Regions from separate parts of the Homo sapiens genome. Here region 2 is linked to region 1. A link is an interaction called in ENCODE POLR2A ChIA-PET data of the cell type or tissue named here. Cell type or tissue: MCF 10A. All regions are shown on one strand.

Region 1 (2,500 bases):
GAGTCTTGCTGTGTCCCCCAGGCTGGAGTGCTTTGGCGAGATCTCGGCTCACTGCAACCTCCGCCTCCCGGGTTCAATCGATTCTCCTGCCTCAGTCTCCTGAGTAGCTGGGATTACAGGCCCGTGCCACCATGCCTGGCTAATTTTTGTATTTTTAGTAGAGACGGGGTTTCACCATGTTCGCCAGGCTGGTCTCGAACTCCAGACCTCAGTGATCCGCCCGCCTCAGCCTCCCAAAGTGCTGGGATTACAGGCGTGAGCCACCGCGCCCGGCCAATACTATTATTGCCAACTTTTGTGTGTGCGTGTGCTACAATTTCATTTTCAGTACTCTACCAGTCTTTAATCATCCCTCTTAGGGACCAGCAGAGAGGCAGCGGTATCTGGGGAGAACGGAGAACAGATCGAGAAAGGGGAGTGCGTTACCCCTCCTCTCTAAGCTCTGAAAGTCTGAAGCAGAAAACTGCACACTAAGAATGTACAAGGCTGAGGGCGGTTTGGTCTTTGAAATTTTAGCCTCCTCTAACCCACTTCATCCTCGCCACCTCCGCGTGTCCCCAGTTTCGATGTGGATGATCAACTTGGGTAATATTTTTGTTACTCGCCACCTTTCAGCACCTACCTCTTAAATGATGGGTCCGTCTGGTTCAGCATCTCTGTCCCCAGCCCTCCTGAGCTCGGCCTGCCAGTGCTCTGGCTTTGCCGCGGTTTCCCGCTGCCATGGTGATGCGGGGGCCGGCCACAAGCCCCGCCCGACTCCAGCCAGCCAGAGCCAGCCCCTGCCGGCCTTGGTCCCGCCTCTGGCCCGCCGGATCCCGCCTCCTGCAGGCCCAGACCGCGCCCCCTGGACCCAGATCCCCCCCAACTGCCGTTCCGGATCCGCCTCACCAGGAGCATCCGACAAACAACCAATCACGGCATGGACACACCGCCCCAGGAACTGCGCCCTCTGCCAATGGTAGCCCGCCCCCTTTCTCCTAAACCCCACCCCCCTCCAGCTCCGCCTCCAGCCGCGGCCTGGGGGTGGGGCCGGAAGGCCTGTCTACTGGCTGGACTTTCGAACCGCCCTTAAAACTGGGCGGGATCCGCTGTCCTCGCAAGGAGCTTCGGGGCCCCGCCCCAGAAAACGCGCCAGGCATGTTTCTCAGGCCGTTTATTGATCCTAGCGGCCCCGCACCTGCGAGAGCCAACAGTCCCTCCGAGGGAAGTTTCCAGGCCTCACTGTGCTGTCGGTTATCACTGACTTGAGGTCCTGAAAGCGTTTCCTCCACGCCTCAGCCCCCTTCCCCCATTTGTCTGTTAAGGTCTGGAACCTGACTCAGCCACTGAGGAAATGGCCCAAGCCAGCCCTAGTGTCTGAATGTAAAAGCTCAGAATGCTTTTCCGGAGCACCTCCCCTTCAGCTTTGGAGTTTAAGGTGTGTGAAAAAGGATACCATTAATTAAAGTCCAACAAGATCAGCCCACGTGCTTATGGGCTAACTTTTTACCTGCTCTTTCTGCACTTTGCAAGAGCAGGAGCAACAATGGTGGGGTCGAAGACCTACCTCCCTGCACACTCCACCTAACCTCATGTGGATAGCTAAGTTTAGCTATCCACCCATAGCTAAACCAACTATTAACTCCAACCTAACAGTGGCAAGTAAGAGGCCAGGGGAGAAAATGGGACGCCCACAATTCCAGGGGCTTTGGAGTTCTTTAAGCTTAAAACGTGGACAACATCCCTGGGTTGCCACCCAATTCCCCAAAGCAGTAGGTTCTCCCCCACAGGTGTAGTGGTTAACGATGGACTGGGCCTTCCTCCCAAGCGCTCACACCAGGGTCCCGTTCTTGCTGTCATAGCGAGGTGTGGCCTGGGGGAAGCGAAGGGTCGCATACTCTGTAGCGTTTTCTAAATGCACGTGTTTCACTTCCCGGGCATGGGGACGGCTGCACACTTGAATGTCAGCATAATGTAAGTTGCTGTCTTCCGACATGAGGCCTGGACTCCTCTCTTGAGACCCTTGCTGCTGTAACACCCGTTCATACGTATGTCCTGTTGTTTCATGGCCCTGCGAGGAATGGATAGCATTAAGGGAGATTCATGGCTTGGTTTTGCCCCTCACCTCCAATGCAGGGGCAGGTCAACTGATGTCCCTTCGCTTTGCTCCTTTGAGCAAAGGACAGACAGAGGAGGACAGACAGAGCCAGCAAATTCTACAGGTGACTGAAATGTGTCTGTTGCAGTGCAAAAGAGCTGACTACTGGGATCCCATGTCCGAGCAGCCCCAGAGAGGGGACAGAGACCTGTCATTACCTTTGGGAGATTCTGCTGCAGCTGTTGTGGCTGCGGCTTCAGTGTCCGTCTTGTTTGGCTTCCTGAGGGGAAGAAATCCAACTTAAGTTTATTCTCTCTTCCCTGTCTCTACTGAGATTGCCTTCTTCAAATCACTATTAAACTATTAACGGCAGGCTTCTGTCTAATCCCCCTGCCTCCATTCTCACTTCTTTCATGTCTACTA
Region 2 (2,500 bases), 120 kb before region 1:
CTGGCCAACATGGCGAAACCCTGTCTCTACTAAACATACGAAAATTAGCCAGGTGTGATGGCATGCACCTGTAGTCCCAGCCACCTGGGAGGCTGGGGCATGAGAATCGCCTGAATCCAGGAGGCAGAGGTTGCAATGAGCCAAGATCGCGCCACTGCACTCCAGCCTGGGCGACAGAGTGAGACTGTCTCAAAAACAAACAAACAAAAAAAACCAAACACCAAAAACAACTCATTCAACTGTACTTTAAAATATTTTGAAAAAGAAAAAAAGAACAAATCTTTTATTTCAAAGCAAAAACCGATTAACTAGCTCAAAACATAATGTGGAATACATGTCAATGTAGTATATCATCTTTGATCTTGTATATAAATGATAGCACACAAATATCTAAATACACTTGGCCCTCCATATCCATAAGTTCTGCATCACTGGATTCAACCAAAGGCAAATCAAAAATATTCCAGAAAAAAACAGATGGTTGCATCTGAACTGCACAAGTACAGACTTTTTGTCCTTATTATTATTTCCTAAGCAATAAAATATAACAACTATTTACATAGTATTTACCTTGTATTTAATATTATAAGTAATCTAGAGATGATTTAAAGTATTTGAGAGGATGTGGGTAAGTTATATACAAATACTACACTATTTTATATAAGAGACTTAAGCATTTGCGAATTTTGGTATACAAGGGGGCTCCTGGAACCAACCTCTCATGGGTACCGAGGGATGACTGTATTATTAAACCACTGAAATTAGAAGAAAACAATCTTGGTTGAGCTATTTCGTTCATAAATAATGTATGAAATGGTCTAACAGGCTGTAGAGACAAACTGCAAAAAAAGTAAGAGCTACACATAACTCACAGGAGCAACTTTACTAGGCACAAAAGAGTCGATATCCTTCTTGGTGATTCTACCATCTGGTCCTGTCCCTGTAAGAGACATAAATATCACATACATGATGACATACCATTGGTTCCCCAAGGAGATCAACGCTGTGATCCTAAACTGCAAGCTCCTAAGGGTTTACTACCAAAAACATTCTGAAAGGTTCACAGCCTTAACCCTACCCCTTAAGGTGCTACCTACAAATACCAGCTTTTGTCAACTATTAATTTTAATCCACACAGAGTACCAGTGTGTGATCTGGAGTGGGTCTTTTCTTTTTAACTACTGCAAATATTCCTTTATGTATTTCTCTTTTAGAGTTTTATCCAAGTTGTACTTAATTTTTTTCATCTTCCTTACTTTTAAATTGGGAAATGTGGCATAAGGATAATGCCGAGCACAGTTTATATCTCCAAAAGGGAAACTAGCTGCCTCCTCCTGGTTAGCTCCAAAAAACCATTCCTAAGCCGTGAAATAGATTTCATTTGGGTTCTGGATTTATGTGACCATAAAGAATTCCTTTTATACAGAATTTACAGGTATAACAATAATTGTTTTGACAAATCAAGTCGATTTTTTCACCCCAAAATAGCACGAATAACTCTTTACTGCAATTATCTTATCTTTAGAATCATTCATTCCTTATGTGGTCTCTATGACTCATAGCTTTTTCACAGTAGCCAAGGCTCTAAACTGGCCCGTGTTAAAGGAAATGAAGGAAAAAGGTGCAATGTCACACATGAGGAAGGATCTTCAAAGTTCTCTCAGTAGGTTTAATTTTACTTATATTCAATTTCCTCCCTCCTCCCACCTACAGCCTCTTAGGTTTAATTTTGGACCCAAGTAGATAATCTTGACCTTTAATTCTACGGAGATTCAGAATTTAGTTATTATTATAGAATACCTTTTACACTGGCCCACTTCTAGGAAAAATTTGGTCAAACTGATTCATCTTCCCCCAAGGCAGACTTTAAAAAGGACTCTTGTTGTGTGTAGTTCTTCCCAATTCCTTTCCTTCATTACGAAAACTGAGTTGGCTAGGATTGTATTTATCCTCACTAGGAGCTCTAGAACAGAGGTGGTAGTACCCCTATTAGATTTCTCTCCTTTGTAAAAGACAGAAACCATAACCTCCCCTTACAACCAAGGCTGATCTAGACACCACAGTCCCTCAAGAGGAGGAAATCCATAGTACCACCTGCCTTATGCTAAGCTTCAGCCACCCACAAGAATTTCCTGACTTAGGAGTTAGTTGAAACCTTGTAAACCCTTTTCCCTATCTCTCTTGGGCGGCACAACAGGCCATCATAAAGCAATATGGTATAAAGGGAACAACACTGGACTATGGGTAACAAAAAGTAGGGATCTTGTCAAACATAAACTATATAAACGTTTCATCCATTTCCATGGAGCAACCAAAATGATCTTTTCAAAACATAATCATTTTATTTCACTTCTTTGCTTAAATTTCTCAATGGCTTCCTCAAGTACTTTAAATAAAATTCAAACTCTTTACCATAATCTATAAGGTCATTTATGTTCTCATCCCTGTTTTTTTCCAATCTCATCTCCTACTAGACCCTTTGCTCATTATGCTTCATTAA

The links. ChIA-PET counts read pairs that join two places held together with the same protein. Peaks named below come from ENCODE experiments on the same cell type or tissue, not always from the same donor. Only the 100,000 strongest peaks of a DNase experiment are listed, where the experiment ranks them.
Region 2: POLR2A ChIA-PET joins it to region 1 with 5 read pairs; 8 of 35 experiments call an interaction of 5 or more read pairs at or near these places.

What each region holds. Positions count from the first base shown.
Region 1 is chr11:111,925,510-111,928,009 of GRCh38, reverse strand. It overlaps C11orf52 (chromosome 11 open reading frame 52), which reads right to left. Exons shown (of 4, transcript NM_080659.3): 3 at 2,296-2,357; 4 at 1,139-2,050. The coding sequence ends at 1,811. It overlaps HSPB2-C11orf52 (HSPB2-C11orf52 readthrough (NMD candidate)), which reads right to left. Exons shown (of 5, transcript NR_037651.1): 4 at 2,296-2,357; 5 at 1,139-2,050. It also overlaps a transcript of DIXDC1 not described here. Among named protein-coding and RNA genes, the nearest start is that of C11orf52, 7.8 kb to the right of the region's middle. RefSeq lists a silencer at 673-912. In MCF 10A, no CTCF peak of the experiment used is centred here; a DNase peak (open chromatin) is centred at 939.
Region 2 is chr11:112,041,906-112,044,405 of GRCh38, reverse strand. It overlaps DLAT (dihydrolipoamide S-acetyltransferase), which reads right to left. Exons shown (of 14, transcript NM_001931.5): 8 at 873-940. Among named protein-coding and RNA genes, the nearest start is that of DLAT, 18 kb to the right of the region's middle. In MCF 10A, no CTCF peak of the experiment used is centred here; no DNase peak of the experiment used is centred here.